Regions from separate parts of the Homo sapiens genome. Here regions 1, 2 and 3 are each linked to region 4. Evidence: chromatin contacts called from ENCODE Hi-C or POLR2A ChIA-PET data. All regions are on one chromosome and are shown on one strand. Each heading gives the region's core, a stretch centred on a gene start or an enhancer-like site at or near the end of the contact. The rest is flanking DNA. Distances are from core to core; before and after follow the strand shown.

Region 1 (4,100 bases), core at 1,021-3,520, 520 kb after region 4:
AAAGCCATAACTTGGCAATTCCAGAGACCTTTGCAAAGAGAAATCCCTCTTTCCAGGCGCATCACTGGAGAGGAAGGCCCTGCGGGGTGAAGGCCCAGGAAGCTGGTGGTTACCCAGCTTAGGCAGCACTGAGGTGAGGGAGTCCAGGCAGAGGTGGTCAGAAGTCATGGTGAATTCATGACTGACACTCCCTGATGCCCCCGACGAAGGCAGAAGCCTCTGGCTCCAGAATGCTTTTGGGTCTATCATCCCCCCAAATTCTCAAGAGAGCCTGTCCTGCAGATGAGGAAACTGGGCCATGGGGAGATGCTGGAGGCCTTGTGGGGGCCCCAGCCCAGGGCTGGGAATCGGGTCTCCACTGCTGTCTCTGACCTGCACCTGACACTGCATCCCAGGGTGTTGAGATTGGAGGACAAGCACACACATTCCCTGCTGAGTTTGGAAGTTTGACTGAGACTGCCAGGATCACGTAAGCACCCCTGGGAAGGATGGAAATGGCTGTGCCGGACATGGTGGTTCCCGCTGAAGTCTAAGGCAAGCTGCGTCTCCCACACGGGCATAGCCACTATTGCTGGCTTGCAACCAGTCCGAGAGCTCTGCCGGGTCCTGGGCACCAGGGGCCACTCTGCTGTGTCCCTTTGCTCCAGTCCCAATGTCACTCGCATGGTGCAGGGTCATGGCTGACCAAGCACTGGCACTGAATGCGACCTTATCTCCCCGGGCTCACCTCCTTTCTTTTTAAGACCGCTTGTTTTTCACCCACTCAAAGATATATATTGAGCACTAAGTCCTTGAGATACATATCGAGTCAGGCAGACAAAGATCTCTGGGGGAGCTTGCATTCTAGGGCAGGGGCTAAACCTAAATAAAGCTCACATACATCCTGGCCAGACGCAGGGACTCACACCTGTAATCCCAATGCATTGGGAGGCCGAGGCAGGAGGATCACTTGAGCCCGGAAGTTTAAGGCTGCAGTGAGCTATGATGGTACCATTGCACTCCAGCCTGGGAAACAGAGCAGGAAGACCCTGTCTCAAAAAAGAAAAAGAAAAAAAAATTGTACATCCGAAGGGAGTCAAAAGTGCTTCAGGGGTTGGCGCGGGGCTGGGAAGTAGAGCAGAGTAAACGGAGGAGAGGGTGCGAGGAAAGATAGCTTGGAATCCTGATCTTTTTAAACAGCTAGAGACAACATTCTAAACACAAAATGAGAAAGAACAGTGTTCAAAAGGTGTCATCAAAGCCGAATGGGGTGGCTTACGCCTGTAATCCCAGTGCTTTGGGAGGTTGAGGCGTAAGGACTTCTTGAGCCAGTGAGTTTGAGACCAGCCTGGGCAACATAGAGAGCCCCTGTCTCTACAAAAAGAAATAAAATTAACCAGGTGTGGTGGTGCACACCTGTAGTCCCAGCTACTTGGGAGGCTGAGGTGGGAGGATCCCTTGAGCCCGGGAGCTTGAGACTGCAGTGAGCCATGATCACGCCACTGCACTCCAGCCTGGGGAACAGAACGAGAACTTCTCTCAAAAAAAAAAAAAAAAAAAAAAAAAAGAAAAAAAAACTGCGTCATCAATACCACCATGTCTCCTTTCCGCTCTATATCAATTATAAAATGGACTTCAGCCCCCAGAGTGCAGGCGATCCAGGGTGCAGTGGTCCAGAGTGCTGGAGTTGGCCCCTACTGGCTGGGAACTGGCCACGGTGGGAGCATTCACACCATGAGAACGGAAGAGAATCGGCAAAGGCTAGAAATCAGGCACCACCCTCTGCCCTGCCCCGCCCCATGAGAGCCAATTTCCCAGCATATCACCGTCACTAAGGTTACGTCAGAGCATCACAAATACCACAAAAGAAGGAACACTTGAAACCCTCCGAGACGACTTTTCGGGCACAAAGCTCCTTACTCAACCCCCAGACTTTGTAGGACGCTGAGCAAAGCTGTCCTAAAAACCACCCCTTTGCGTCCACCCGACTTTTGGCCAGATCAGGATGGAGGCCACCCTGTCCCCAGGGCCAGCCACTTCCCCTCCAGAGCCTCTTTGTCTGTGCACAAGGCTACTGTGGGCTGGTGGCAACATGGGCCCTTTCTGCTCCTCACACCAGAATCTTATCTTTGTGGCTCCTGCCTCCCAGCACAAGCCACATTCACCAAGCAGATGTCACGTTACTCAGGAAATATTTTTTAAACACGCATCTGCTGTGCATCAGACACAAAGCAGCCCTCCCTGCACCGGCCCCGCTCTTACCGCTGCACGTTCAGGATGGAGAAATCATCTCTTCCCTTTCCTCCACTTCACTTTTATGTGGCATATGAACCACTCCCTCCCCTGCTCCGTCATCAACAAACAGGGAGAGAAATGAAACTACTTGATCTGGCCACAGAAATGAAACTGAGTTATCAGCGTGCTCTCCAGATGACTCACAGAGTGGTCCCCAAACTCCAGCTGCATCCGAATCCTGGGAGAGCTGTGGAGACGGGGCGGCTGTCCCCCCACCCCCGCCAGAGAGTCTGATCTGTCAGGTCTGGGCTGGGCCTGAGAATCAGCATTGCTAACAGATTCCAGGGGAGGCTGGCATGGGGGCAGCTCAGAGTGGCTCAGTCACTGGAAGGTTCTGCCCTGACAGTGCCATCCAGTACCACCTGTGTGGCTCTGAAATGTGACTACTGCGACCAAGGAACTGGACTTCGAACTCCATGTAATTTGAATGAATAGCCACGTGTGGTTCGTGTATCGGGCCTCACAGATGCACTCCTGTTACAGCCGAGGACATGCTCTCAGGTACATGATCTGGACGCTCTGAGCTGTCCTGCTTAGCTTCATGCCTGAGCCGCACCTGACAAATGTCACCTCTCCCCTCATTAGGTGCGGAAAACCCAAAGAAGGAGGGTCAACAGCTTTCTCCAAGCACCCGTGCCTGAGGTCCCCGCCGCAAAACCAAGACGGTTTTCTTCCCATTGGAGATAAGGAGGCCCCAGGACAAACCCCAGGCTCCGGAACTCAGCCCTGAGCCAGCTGCATGTCATCTTTCTGGTCCTCAGTTACTTTTCACCTGCAAAAGTGAAGGTGCACAACCGCATGCTCCCTAAGGCTTCCTGCTCTGTGACCAAAGTCAAGGAGGGCCAGGCATTCCCATCACCAGAGCCAAGAGGTCTGGGAACCTCCAGGAGGAGCCCTCCAGACACCGGGGAGGGGACCAAGCCTCTCAAGGACTGGCAGTGATGGCTGGGAGGGAGGAAGCAGGCTCTCAGCTCTCCTATCCACCCGTGATCCTCTCCCAGACATCAACACTATACGTTTAAAAAAACTCCTGAGCTCCTCTTGGCTAAGTCATTGTAGTGACTTCCCTTGAGTGCAGGCTTAACTTTACGGAAGATATTTAGAAACTTAACATGTTTTTCAAAACCTTGGCATTAGAAATATTAACACCAGGAGATCATCGTCAGGATCACCTATCCCTGAACCACTTCTCTTCCCAAGAGCCCGGGCGGACAGAGGCTGAGGAGTGAGGGGAGGAATGTGAATCTCAGACTTGGCAGCGTGATGTGACATTCGGTTTCACTAGGAATGTCTTTCACAACAGGGCCTGGGCCGGCCTACTGCTTCAAGGAAGGCACAAAGAAAGGCCTCAGAGAAGCCGGACAGAGGGACACGAGCAGCTCGGGCCAGCTCAGGGGACCCTCCACCCTCTGTCAAGGCAGCATCCCCCTCCTGCACGCCCCTCACCAGCAGCCCTGGGAAGGACCAGAGGTGCCTGCGCATGCAAACTTCAAGGACAGGGTTCTTGCGTTCTGAGCACTAAAGCCCTGAGGGTGAATGAATGTCCCACGCAGCATCCAAGCACAGGGGCCGGGGCCAGAAAAGATGCTGCTGCTCAGGCCTCGGTCACAGCCGCTGGGCGGAGCTCTTCCCTCAGCTCCACATCAGGGAGCGTTACAGTGTGCAGCTTGGTAAAGAGGCGAAGTCCAGAAGCCCCAGTGCCCGCCTCCTGCCCTGGCACGCTGACTCTATGGAAAGCGCCAGCGCCTCTGTGTGCTGATGAAGTTCCTGGCCACCTGGAAGCACCTGCAGCACCTGGAGCCATCCAGAGCCAGCATGCATCCACT
Region 2 (4,258 bases), core at 988-3,487, 620 kb before region 4:
AACTATAGTTATTTCTTTATATCACAGATCTGGGAGGCAGTATAGTGATGGGCAACAGTTGCTCTTGGGTCAGCTGGCTTGATTTGAATCCCACTAGCTGTATGATCTTGGGTAAGGATCTTAACTGCTGTCGACCAAAGTTAAGGCTGTTGAGGCGGAAATTGATAAAGGCTTATTGAAAGCCAAATTTGAAGATTGAATGGGGAAGACACACCAACAAAGTTGGGTGTGTTCCAAAGTCTGTTACAAGTTGCAGTGCTTTTATAAGAAAGTTGAGGAATGGGAAGGGGACTCCTCATATTGCAGTTGTCTTTTTTCATTGGAGGGACAATATAGAGGTTACAGTCATTGGCTACAGATGACAACATACAGGCTAAAATGTTTTCTGCATATGCACAAGACAATCAGTGAAACGTCATGATTCAGAAACAAATCAGTATCCTTTTCAGTGTCAGTAGTTTACGTATTAATTAGTACATCAACAGTCTGAGGAACTCATGATACGATTTGAGAGATTCACAGTAAGATTGTTTGCTCAAGTACAGGATGTAAAACACGAGTCATAAGACCTTCTCCAGGTAGTTAAAATATAGTTTATTCTTTTAAGTGTAGGGATGCATGACTTAACTCATGCCTGGCATGGCCTTAGGTCCTGTTTGTAAGTTGGTATCTTACTGCCACAGCGTCCATTCTGTCAGTCTTATGATCTCTATTTTAACATTAATGCTTGTTAGTTGTTGTGTCTAAACTGCACAAGGGTATTAGTGAGGCATGTTCGACCTCCCTTCCCATCATGGCTGAGAACGCAGTTTTTAAGGTTTCTGGGGCCCTCTTGGCCAAGAGGGGTCCATTCAGTTGGCTGTGGTGGGGCTTAGGAGGTTATTTTTAGTTTATAACCCCCTATAACTCCCTTTCCTTAGATGTTCAATGGAGGAATGATAGTGAGGATTTAATAAGATAACTCATAAAATTCTTAAAACAGTGCCCACACACAGTGTCAGAACTTAGTAAACACTGGTTACTGTCATTGTTAGGACAAATTTGAAAGCTAAATTTCTGACATTTTAAATGTAAAAAACGAGTATTTATTTGCATATACTTATGTTACCATTCTAGATTTCTAACATTTAAAATGCTTCTGGCATTTTATTATAAAAATAGGACATGCTTAATTGTAGTAACTGGGTAACTGCCAATATGTAGAGAAGAAAATAATAATCATCTGTTATCCCTAACTCCCCACTTTTCCCCATAAGAAAAGCTGTTAAATTTTGGTGTTTACAACATTTTTATCTTTGCATCTAAAAAACGACATAATTTTGGAATCTCGTGTGTTGTTGTAACTTGTGTATTTATTCAGTAAGTAATATATTTGGGCCTGATGATGGGTTATGGTTGTAACCTTTCATATTAGCATTGGGAAGAATCTCTAGGGGATGTGTGCTCTGGAAGATCAGCAGCTTATTCACCGCGTGGATTTGGCTTCTGGGATTCTCCCATCAAGACCAAATCCTATAGTTATTCAGTCACTCCTCCCCAGCTCCTGCAGCAACAACAAATAACACAGCTTTGCAGTCTGGGATGATGGCAGAGGAAATGGGAGATGTGAGGGGCCTTCGGCAGGCGGAGTGCGTCAGGTAAAGCAGATTTCCAAGCCTGCACGTGTACATGCGTGTGCGTCTGTGATTGTGTGGGTGTGTGACAGTGTAGGGGAGCCAGGAGCGAGAGGAGAGGACGGCGATCGTAGGGGACACCTGAGAGTCAGAGGCCCGAGGGGGCTGGGACTCATGTCGAGGTCGGGGAAGGATGTAAAACCCGGACGGACATCACTGTAGGCCGCACCTGCTGAGAGGCCAGAGCTGCCTCCTTGAGAGTGAAGTTGTTTACAGACAAGAGAAGAGATCTTGGCGGACACATCACAGCTAGCCGCGAATCCCGAAGGGTCAGCAGAGCCTAGAAAGGTAAGTGGGGGTGGGCAGCATCCCCGGAGGGGCCTGCGAGGCCTGGGGGCGGAAGGGAGCGGGCAGTGCCCGCACTGGGCAGGGGTGAAACCCTCTCGAGAGTTGGCCCGGACGCGTTTCCCGCGTCCTTCCTCTTGAGGGCCCAGTACCCAGGTGGCTCCTCGTTGTGGCGTCACAGAACAGCCGACAAAAGTGATGGATTTCAGGGGCCAGCGACGGCGAGGTCCAGGTCAGAGAGCCGGTGGGCAGCCAGGCACAGAACCCGCTCAGGCCCTGCCCAGTCCCCGCCCCCTCGCTTCCCGAGCAGTGATTGGCCGAAGCGGCCCCTCGTTGCTATGACGGCACCAGAGTGCTGCCACTGGCTCCACCTCGTCCCTTCCGCCCCGCCCCTCCGTATTCCCGGGCGGTGATTGGTCGAGGTGCCCTTCCCGTTGCTATGACAGTACGCAAAGGCTGCCAGTGGCTCCTCCCGCTTCGTCCGCGTCGCCTGTCCCCGCTCCCCATCTTCCGGGCTGGGAGGGAGGCGGGACCGGCCGCGTCTCCATGGCGACGCGGGACGCGGCGGTGGAGGCGGTTGCTACCCACCTGCTAGAGGCGCTGCGGCTGTGATCCAGGCTGGGGCGAGACCATGTCGGACCTGGGCTCGGAGGAGTTGGAGGAGGAGGGAGAGAATGATATTGGGGTGAGAGCTCCTGGTGAGAAAGGGCTTCCCAGGGTGCGCAGCGGCGGGGGAACCTCGAGGTTGGGTTTGGAGAGTGAGGAGGCGCAGAAACCAGAGGTCTGAGCCACAGCTCCCCAGGATCCCCGGCAGGGACGAAGGCCACGCCAGACACACCTGCGTGCGTCCTGGAAGTTGATGGTGAAAAGTGAAACGCTGTGACGTCTGGTTACCACATGCCGCCTCGTTCTTCCCCCACCCCCATCCTGCCTCCCATTAAAGGCAAAGATTTCCCAGCGGAAGGCTTTGGAAGTTTCCTCCTCCCTGTGTTAATTCCCATCGAGGCAGTTTTCTCGGATGAGCAGATCATCCCACGCTGCCATACTGCCCTTGAATAAGTCATTTCTGTAGCTGAGATTTGCTCCCCCGGCATTTAGATGCATGGAGGATAGTTGCTTCCTGGCAGCCTCCAAGAAATGCTGAGGAGGCCCTGGGCTCAGGAGAGGGTTCCTGAAGATATTACCTTATAGGCGTATCCTCACATGTGCTTTCTTCAGTCCCCATCTGAACTGACCCAGGTCTTTGGAGTTATTTCCTGAGTTAGGCAGCAGAGAGGAGAAAGAGGGCACATCCAGCCTGTGAGCTGGGTTCTGTGTGGGAATATTTCTATCACCCAGAGAGTAGTTCCTCCCTACTCCAGAGAGTGACCTCTCCATGGCTGACAGATAGGGAACCTCAGCCACTATGGTCTGCATGCACAGTACAGAGTTGAGGTACTTTCAGAATTAACTGAAAAATCTAGCGACTCTGCAGTGGTGCTGTCAGTGCCTGCCCAGACCTTTTTGCTAGCTCTGGGCACTCATCTCCCAGCTTCCGCCTGATTTGCTACTCAAGCTATCACCTCTGTGCGCTGGAACTACCTGCCCAGTATGGAGAGCCAGAAGTGCCTGAAATTCACATCCGGCCAGACAGCCAGTAGCTAGTGCAAGAAGCAGGACAAAGTCTGCAGTGCGATTGATGCCCCCAGAGTCCCTGTTGGATTAGGCCAAGTCTGGGACTTCACCTGCAAAGGCATCCTTCCTTAGCTGCCTGCCCTTTCATGTCTACTTCCCTGCCCTCTTTACTACTTTCTCCCAGGAGAGCACTTAAAAAAATCAGGCCAGGCGCGGTGGCTCACACCTGTAATCCCAGCACTTTGGGAGGCCGAGGTGGGCAGATTGCCTGAGCTCAGGAGTTTGAGACCAGCCTGGGCAACACGGTGAAACCCTGTCTCTACTAAAATACAAAAAATTAGCCGGGCATGGTGGCGGGCACCTGTAATCCCAGCTACTCGGGAGGCTGAGGCAGGAGAATGGCTTGAACCCGGGAGGCAGAGGTTGCAGTGAGCCGAGATCACGCCACTGCACTCCAGCCTGGGCAACAGAGCGACTCTGTCTCAAAAAAAAAAAAAAATCACTTGTTCAGGGTCTGTTTCTAGGTGAACCCAACCTGCAACACTTGACCAGCAAGATTTCTAGTTTGTCTCCTCAAATGGCCCCACTGATTTGTAACTTTTTAGTGCCTATAATTTTTAGGTTCAGATCACATTTGGGGTCATTTTAAAGGATTTCTGTCTTATTCAGCCACCCCAGCGGCTCAG
Region 3 (4,291 bases), core at 22-2,521, 630 kb before region 4:
TCCCTTACCTGCCTCCAACCCCCAACAAAGAGAACATCACAGGTGGGCTGCATGAAACAGAACGTGTAAATGCAGGTCCAAAATGACTTGGTGAATCACAGGTCTGGGGCCAGGTGTTTTCAAGCTTGCTCTCAAAGGGGATTAATAAAAAAACAACGGGGGAAGTCTAAAATATTTATCCACTTACACAACTTCAGACGATTTAAGTTCAAGGGCCGGCAGGCAGGCAGGCAGGCACCTTCCAGGCAAAGAGCTAAGGGAGACCCGGAAAGGGCAGGCTTTAGCAATTCCTCCTTTGGAAATTCAAACCTGGGGCCGCGGGCTGGGGTGTTAGCGGGGAGTGGGGGTGGTAAGGGGCTTGGCCAGTATCCTTCGTTCAAATGCAAATCCTTAGACTGAACGTACCTTCTCGGTCACCAGGATTACGGCGTGGGCCGTAAGGGCTGGAAGGCTGGTGGCCAGCGGCGAGGGGACTTTCCGGCGCGTCAAGCCCTTTATTATAAACCCAGAAGGTCGCTGTCACTCGCATTGGCCAGGAGGCCCACGGGCTCCGGGAACCAGCTGCTCAGCCGACAAACAACGCAAAGGCCCAGGGTGCCGGCGCTCCGAGCCAGCGTTCTGTGCCGGCTCCTCCCTGGGCGGCTGGTCCCCGGAGGAGGTGAATTCCGCGGGCACGCCCACGTCCCCATCGCGGCAGACAATGCGCAGGGTCCCCTCCTGCCGGCTCTCTGGACCCTCAGCTGTCACCGCGGCCCGGGCCGGGGTGGGCAGGGGACCCGGCTGGACAGCTAAGCTCGCCCCTGCCGGGGACTCCGTGGAGCGGCTGCCGGCCCCGTGCCCGCTCCCTCTGCCTCCACTTCCCCGGAATCCCAGCGTTGCCCCGGTCCGGGAACGCCCGGCATTGTCGCCGAGGGCCACTCTTCTAGATGTCGTATTTCAAAGACTTCCCTCCGCGAAAATAGCTTGAGACCGTCCCCGGCTCTCGGAAAACATCCAAACCAGCCCCCACCTCCCCCCGAAAAAAAAGAAAAGGAAGGAGAGGAGCCGAGCTCCGAGTGCGCAGGGCCCCGCGCCCGGCTCCCTGAGGGCGCCGCAGGTGCTGAGCGGCTGCGGCGCCTGAGCGCCGGCTGCCCCGCAGGTGCGGGCGGGGGGGCGGGGGGTCCCCGCCTCCCGGTCCGGCCCCGGCCCCGCGCCTCACCTGCGCCGCCGAGGCCCGCGCTCCGCAGCCCAGCCCGGCCCGGCCGCCGCGGGCGCTTCCTGCTCGCGACTTCCTGGAGCGGCGCGCGGGAGGCCCCGCCGCCCTTTCACTTTCCCTGGCCCGCGGGGCGCCGGCGGAGCCGCGCGGCTCCTCCCCCTCCCCGGCCGCCGCGACCCCCGGCTCCGGCCCCGGCCCCGGCGTGCCCAGGGTCGCACCAGCCCCGGGGCCACCGGGCGGGGGCGCCCCCACGCCTTGCGGCACTGCCCGGCCTTTGCGGGCGAACCCGGGTCATGGCCCGCGCCTTCCCCGGCTCCGAGGGCGCACGGGCTTTCGCTGGCGCGCTCCCCACCGGCCTCCGGGCAGTCCCAGGCGGCCTCTGCACCCCTGGCGCTCTGTCCTCAAGGCAGGTCTTCCCCACAGGCGGCGAGGGTCACATGCCGCCGCGCCCCCACCCCCAAAGAGGGCCTTTGCTTGGCCTCCCGGCTTCTATTCCTATTGTGTCATGTCAAGGGGCACAATCATGAAGACTAGCACTCCATAGCGTGGAAATGCGGCACGCGGATTTGGCTATGTCGAACCAACTTGTAAGCCAACTTGTGTCCCACCTCGCAGGCACGTGACAGAGGCAGCTCCCTGTTAGGCTGCGGGAGCCCGCCGGGTTCTTACCCTTGCGGGCCAGTGCCCTGGCACACAGGCTCCCACGTCACCCCAGAAACAACTCTTCTCCTTAGGCAGCCCCAGGGAGGGGCCTGGCCAGTCCCCTAGAAGCTACTGCCGAACACCCACAGTGGACCCCCAGGATGGCTTCAGAGCAGAGGGGGCTCCCAGCCCACTCCTCGGGGAAGAGCAAAGTGAGGCAGAGCGGAAATTTTCCGGGGAAAAAGCCTGCCCCCGGATAAAACAATGTTTAAGGATAAAACCAACCCGAGGCCTGGCTGTAAATGTCCCAACAGGCCAGTGCCCCTCGCACCCTTCCCCAGGCACGTTGAGCTTCCCTCTGGAGAATGGAGAAGGCATTCTTCCCTGTGTTTGGCTCCCCTGCCCTGCTAGGCCTCGCAGTTTCCCCCTGGGGCCCTGCTTTGTTTCTAGAACACTCTGATGTCTGTGTCTCTCTTTGCTGAGCTGGGCTGCGTGAAATCCATCACTTTGTTAGGCATTTGAGAAGCCTTCTGCAGGCAGAAAGAAAACCTGCCCACTTCTTTGCCACGCAGGGTTCAGCCCCAGGAAGCCCGCCGGCCCCTCATTCCGCAAGCGGGATGGCCCAGGGCTCCAGTCTTCTCCTTTTGGCCAGGTTTTCTTCAGACCTTCTTTCTCTCCGCAGGCCCCCTGTGCCAGTGCTTTCTCCTCTCTTTTCTAGCTCTCCATTCCCGGTGATAGCCCAGTGTGGCTCCCACCCCTCTCTCCAATGGTCTCCCCAGCCCTGGCCCTTGCCATTGGTTCGGCTCGAGGCTACCCCTCTCTCACTGCACTTGTGCAACAGCGTTCTCACTTCCAAGTTCTACCTCCTGCAATCCACTCTTTAAGCTGCCTCAAGTTGCCCTCCTAAAGCAAAATCTGATCTTGTCATTCCTGATTTTCAAACCTTTCGGGCATCCCATCACCTACAGGTTTTACACTTGAAAGGCGATAATACAAGCTCAGGATATATAGGACACCTCGGCCTCATATGGAGACAGCTTCTTCCCACCCCCCCTCCCCCCCACCCAGTTGTACTGACGTATAACTGACAAATAAAAATTACATAATTTGTAGTATAGGATGTGATGTTTTGATATATGAATACATTGTAAAATTATTGCCACAGTCAAGCTAGTATATCCAATCACCTCACATTATTTTTTTTTTTTTGGTGGTGAGAATATTTAAGATCTATTCTTCTTGCAAATTTCAAGTATACAATGTATTATTACTAACTATACATTAGAGCTGTACATTAGCCCTCCAGAACTTACTCATCTTTCCTAAGTGAAACTTTGTACTCTTTGGCCAGCGACTCCCCATTTCTCCCACCTACTGCCCCTGGTAACCACCATTATTATATGCTCTGCTTCTCTGAGTTCAAGTTTTTCAGATTCCAAAAATAAGTGAGGTCATGCATATTTTTCTTTTTTGTTTGTTTGTTGGTTTGTTTTGAGACAGGGTCTTGTTCTGTTGCCCAGGTTGGAGGGCAGTGGCGTGAGTGCAATGGTCAAGGCTCACTGCAGCCTTGATTTCCCAGGCCCAAGTGATCCTCCCCCTCAGCCTCCTGAGTATCTGAGAATACAGGCCCATGCCACCATGCCCAGCTAATTTTTTAAATTTTGTAGACACAGGGTCTTGATATGTTGCCAAAGCTGGTCTTGAACTCCCAGGTTCAAGCAGTCTTCCTGCCTTAGCCTCCCAAAGTGCTGGGATTAGAGAAGTGAGCTACCATGCCTGGCCTATATTTGTTTTTCTGTACCTGGCTTATTTCACCTAGTGTAATGTACTCCGGGTTCATCCATGTTGTTGCAAATGACAGGAAATCCTTCTTTTTTAAGGCTAAATAGTATTCCATTGTGTAGATACAGCTATACACCACATTTTCTTTATAAACTTCCCTCTAGTACTGCTTTTGCTGCATCCCATACGTTTTGGTATGTTGTTTCCATTTTAATTTGTCTTAAGGAATTTTCTGATTTCCCTTTTGATATCTTCTTTGACCCCACTGGTTGTTCAGGTGTGTATTTAATTTCTGCATATTTGTGAATTTTCCAATTTTCCTCCTGTTACTGATTTCTAGTTCATGTTATTGTGGTCAGAAAAGATACTTGATATGATTTTAATCTTCTTAAATTTGTTAAAACTTGTTTTGTGGCCTAACATATGATCTATCCTAGAGAATGTTCTGTGTACATTTAAATGTGCATTCAGCTGCTGGGGGAAGGAGTGTTCTGTATGTCTGTTAGGTCCATTTGCTCTAGAATGTTATTCAGGTTCACTGTTTCCTTATTCATCTTCTGTCTGGATCATCTATTCATTGTTGAAAATGGGGTACTGAAGTACCCTGCTATTACTGTATTGCTATTTCTCTCTTGAGTTCCGTTAATATATATTTAGGTACTCTGATGTTGG
Region 4 (4,301 bases), core at 209-2,708:
TGGAAGCCACTGTAGAATGCTGGGCCAGGCAGAGAAACCAGCCTTCACAGATCAACACTTGCCTAATCTGTCTCCGGCTGCCCGGCGTTGCAGCCTATGGATGTGCCCAGGTGCATCCAACACTTCCCATGGGATGGCACGTAGTATGTAAGCAAATGTGATGATCACATATGCCATTCATACAAGCGAGTCCGTCTCTGGCACCATTCCTGCATGTGGGTCAAAGGCTATGTGCATTTAGAATTTTTATGGATATCCACAAATATCTGAATGGAAACTACGCTAATTTATTCTCCTACCCGTAAAGGAGCTTGTTTCTCTAGTTTCTTCAAAATTATGCTATTAAAACTTTTTTTTGTTTGTTTTTGTTTGAGACAGGGTCTCACTCTGTTGCCCAGGCTGGAGTGCAGTGACACGATCACAGCTCACTGCAGCCTCAAACTGTGGGACTCAAGTGACCCTCCTGCCTCAGCCTCCTGAGTAGCTGAGACTACGGGCACGTGCCACCGAGCCCAGCTAAGTTTTTTAGAGACAAGGTCTGGCTATGTTGCCCAGGTTGTATTAAACGTTTTAAAAAATCTTTGCTAATCTAATAAAAATGATCCCACTGCGACTTTTTTTCTCTTATTGCAGCGTAGTTGAATAGCTTCTCATATGCTTAAGAACCATTGAATTTCCTACGAACTGTCCATCCACACACTTTGCTCATTTTTCTATATACATATATATTTTTATTGGTTCACAAGAGTTTCACGTACATGAGGGAAACGAGCCCTTTTGTGGCATCAATTTAAAATCATTTTCCCCGGTTCATCACTTCTCTTTATGAATGTAGGTTTTTGCCAGGCAGCAATGAACAAGACAGTCGGCCTCTCTGAATATGGGCGGCCAGGACTAAGGTGAAAAGTCTGTCCCTTCTCCGTCTCACGTTTTGTGATGGCACACACACTTGGTGGAGGGGGTCAAGAGAGGCCACACAGGCCCCCGGGGAAGAATGGAGAGCCAGGTCCGCGGCTGGCCCGGTGCTCACCGGTAGCGTGGCGGAGCCCGCCAGGCCAGACTCCCCTCGCGGGCACAGAGCTCGTGTCCCAGGGCCCCGCCGGCCAAATCCAGAGGTCACCGTGAGTGGGGGCAAGTCCCAGGCCTGTTCTAGAGAAAAACTCGACCCACCCACCGCCACCACTCCCCAACTCCGCAAGAAACGCGTCCGAGGAGAGGTGGAGAGGGAGCTGCCCGCGCGCGTGGGCGGCAGGGCCGTGCCACGTGGGAGGGGGGCCGCGCGCGGAATTCCCTCCGGCCAGACCCGCCCCGCGCGCGCCCGCTGCCCCGTCCACGCCGCCCGCGCCCCGCAGTCCCACCCGCAGGACCCCCGGCCGCGCCAGGGTCTCGCCTGCGCCCCCCGCGCCCGCCCGCGGACTACAAGTCCCGCCATGCCCCGCCGCCGCCCCCCGGCTTCCGGTGCTGCGCAGTTTCCGGAGCGGATCGCAACCCGGAGTCCGGATCCGATCCCGCTCTGCACATTCCAAAGGCAGGTAAAGCTCCGGGCCCTGCGCCCGCCGCCCGCCCCGGCGTGCGCCCCGCCGGCCCCGGGCCGCACCCGCTGCCCCCGCGAGCCCCGGCGCGCCCTGGGCCCGCTGCCCCCCGCCCCCCGCGCCCGGCAGCCGCGCGCCGCCCCGGTCCAGCCGCCATGCCGACTGTTCTTTGTTACATTCGCCGGCTGCGGGCACCGTTGGCGATCGGAGTCAAAACCCGGCTGGATTTCCCGGAGCCGCTCCGGGATCGCCCTGCGCGCCGCCCGCCCGCCGGGTCCCGCCGCCGCGGGCGCTCCTGGCCGGGCTCCGCGCCCCCGTCCCCTGCCTCGCGCCCCCCGCCCGCCCGCGGCCAGGCCCAGCGCGGGGCCGCGGGGCTGCCGGGCCGCGCTCGCCCGTGGGCGCGGCGCAGGGTCTTCGCCGCCCCGGCCCGCGGCCCCGCGGCCCCCGCCGCCGGGCGGCGTCGTCGCCGAGGCCCCAGGGGATGTCGTTATCCCCCGCCCTCGGGTACAGCCCATGCGGGTCGCACGGGGGGGTCCCTGGACCCCCAACCCCGCGTTTAGAGAAGCTGAGTCCTGGTGATGGGGTCTCCCAGACCCCCTGCGCCTTATTTTCGTAAGCCTTTTGGTGGCAGAGAGAAGGTAGCGAGGTGGATGGACAGGTGACGCGTGCCTACCCGGGGTGGGTGGCCGTTCGGGGACGGGGCGTGCCCGGCCGCTCAGGTGAGGCCCGCCTCGCGTGGACAGGTGGGGACGGGGGCCACGCGCAGCGTCCTGCTAGAGGGGAGGTGTTCACGCAGGGGTTAGCCTTGAGAAAATAGAAATGAAAACTCATGGAAATAAACACTCCTATCTGGTGGTTAGAGTTATCACCCATTTACCTTTCTTAACCCCCTAATGTAGTGGATGGTTTTTTCCCCCACAAATGCTCAGAAATTGCCCCTCACCCCCAAGTCCCCAAAGGGAGTTTAAAACGGTAGAAACAAGTGTGTGATCAGAGACACGTGGACCTGTGTGTGTATTTAAAGCTACCAACACTCGTTTTAAAAAAACCACATTGGCTTAAGCCAGACTCAAGTGAATTTGGAGAACCTAGCTTGGTTCCTGAAGGGTGGTGACATGTGAAGGAGCCACTGGCTTTGTGATGTACCTTAAAAGGTAGCAGTGACAGTTCTCCTTGGAGAATGCAATGATGTCAACACTCGATAAGGGTGGTGATCCCACCCCGGTGCACACACCACTACCGTATTTTGTTTCAAGCTCGGACATTTTCACGTGTTCCACGTTTTCACTGCTTCACTCCTTCCCCAGATTTCCTGACATCGCTGCCTCACGGTGAACGATTAAGAAATAGTAGCTCTATAATTTAGACTTTCAAGAGCAAAAACACCATTTTTTTTATAGTTTGTTTTTCTTCTATCTGTGATTCATACTTTTTGCCGCAAAGTAGCCAGCAAAGAACAAGCTAAATGTTCCATTTTGGAAGCAGGCGGGACGGTTATTTCTCCAGAAGACAAATAAATAAATTTAAAAATCAACTGTAGTTGGAAGGCTGCTAGCTTGTCTTAGAATAATTATATTTGACAAAGAACTCTTTTCACTTAGGATGTGGCTCTCATATCATTTTCGATGTCATTATCTGTACAGAAGGCCAGGAAAGAACAGTCCTGCCATTTTGCAGATTGAAGGGAGATTTAAGGCAACTGTGTCTTCCACCCGTGCGCTCAAGAGGTTGGGATGGTGAGCGGTGACTTAAATGATTTTTCAGACTCCGTTCCTCATTTGCAAAGTGTGGATGGCCCTGCTCAGCTCCCCTCACAGTGCTGGTGTGGGCAGATATTCATTCATTCGGCCATTCATGCATTCTTTCCACCAATGTTTACTGAACACCTGTTATGTGCCCCCACGCTGTAGTGAATGGAGAGAGGGCTGCACCTGGTGGACCTAATGTTCTGGGCAGGGGAGTGGAGGTGGTGTAGACAGAAAATCATAAAACTCTCAGGTAAGACGATGGGAAGAGCATGAAGAAAGGAAGGAGGGCAGGCAGGTGGCGGGCAGGGGATGGGGCACTTGGGGGCTGGGACTAGAAGGGGCTGTCTGAGGAGGGGCCACAGTGGAGACCAGTGCTGTGAGGGAGCCTCTGGTGGAGGTGGGTGCGGTGGTGCCTGCCCCCACCAGGCAGATGGTGGCAAATGCAAAGGCCCTGGGGTGGGATGAGCCCAGGATGGGACAGGCCAGTGTGGCCATGGAGGTGGGGCAGCAGGGGCCATGCACCAGGCAGAGATTTTCTTCTGACTGCCTTGTGGATGCCACTGAGGGGCTTTGAGCAGTGGCGGGGCAGAGTCTGCATCTTTTGGCTGTGTGTGGGGAATGGAGCTGGCATCACTGGAATCCAGGCCCTGCATGATTCCACTCCACAGAACTCGGAGGCAGAAGGGGAGATGGGGCAGGACAGAGCCTAGTTCCAGAGCCAGGCAGGCCTGCTGCTGGTTTGGTTGGAAATGCATGGTGGGTGACTGGAGCTACTATTTACTGAGGTGCAGGTGACCTGAGGCATTCAGGGGCCCTGTAGAGCAGACATCTTCAAACTCTCCCTCAGAGTGGGAGAAGACCCTGCCCCGGGGCCACGTCCGCTCCTCAAAAGGCTCCTCCTAAGGAAAGGTCCCTCCTCTTGCAGTCATGGCCCTGGGGTGTGGAAACTGCGGGGTCCCAGCAGATGTAAGGGTGTTGGGGAGTGGCTCCCCCGTGGGCCACAGGTCTGCAGCAGCTGCGG

What was found. A loop is a pair of places that touch in the nucleus more often than their neighbours do. ChIA-PET counts read pairs that join two places held with the same protein, here RNA polymerase II (POLR2A). Pooled maps may share reads with other maps.
Region 1: a loop to region 4 is called in a map of naive thymus-derived CD4-positive, alpha-beta T cell, with 4 times the contacts of the local background. The contact joins the promoter of MX2 here to the promoter of PRDM15 in region 4. A Hi-C loop is called at or near these places in 2 of 168 maps with a recorded cell type or tissue (GM12878 and naive thymus-derived CD4-positive, alpha-beta T cell), 21 of 37 single-sample maps with no recorded cell type and 12 of 50 pooled maps. POLR2A ChIA-PET finds 5 or more read pairs at or near these places in 1 of 52 experiments (activated CD4-positive, alpha-beta T cell).
Region 2: a pooled map shows a loop between it and region 4 (10-fold over the local background). The contact joins the promoter of RSPH1-DT here to the promoter of PRDM15 in region 4. A Hi-C loop is called at or near these places in 2 of 37 single-sample maps with no recorded cell type and 8 of 50 pooled maps.
Region 3: a pooled map shows a loop between it and region 4 (2.2-fold over the local background). The contact joins the promoter of SLC37A1 here to the promoter of PRDM15 in region 4. A Hi-C loop is called at or near these places in 5 of 37 single-sample maps with no recorded cell type and 5 of 50 pooled maps.

What each region holds. Positions count from the first base shown.
Region 1 is chr21:41,360,197-41,364,296 of GRCh38, reverse strand. It overlaps MX2 (MX dynamin like GTPase 2), which reads right to left and starts at 2,270. Exons shown (of 14, transcript NM_002463.2): 1 at 2,242-2,270. RefSeq lists enhancers at 1,726-2,565, 2,586-2,845.
Region 2 is chr21:42,494,518-42,498,775 of GRCh38, reverse strand. RSPH1-DT (RSPH1 divergent transcript) reads right to left here and starts at 2,237. Exons shown (of 3, transcript NR_135518.1): 1 at 2,111-2,237; 2 at 1,843-1,953; 3 at 1,333-1,543. RSPH1 (radial spoke head component 1) reads left to right here and starts at 2,552. Exons shown (of 9, transcript NM_080860.4): 1 at 2,552-2,643. The coding sequence starts at 2,590. RefSeq lists silencers at 2,206-2,445, 2,476-2,595.
Region 3 is chr21:42,510,832-42,515,122 of GRCh38, reverse strand. It overlaps SLC37A1 (solute carrier family 37 member 1), which reads right to left and starts at 1,271. Exons shown (of 20, transcript NM_001320537.2): 1 at 406-1,271. RefSeq lists enhancers at 351-580, 1,422-2,144, 2,145-2,867 and silencers at 741-840, 851-930, 1,151-1,510.
Region 4 is chr21:41,876,501-41,880,801 of GRCh38, reverse strand. PRDM15 (PR/SET domain 15) reads left to right here and starts at 1,458. Exons shown (of 24, transcript NM_001040424.3): 1 at 1,458-1,532. RefSeq lists a silencer at 1,335-1,384 and enhancers at 1,535-1,584, 2,585-2,634.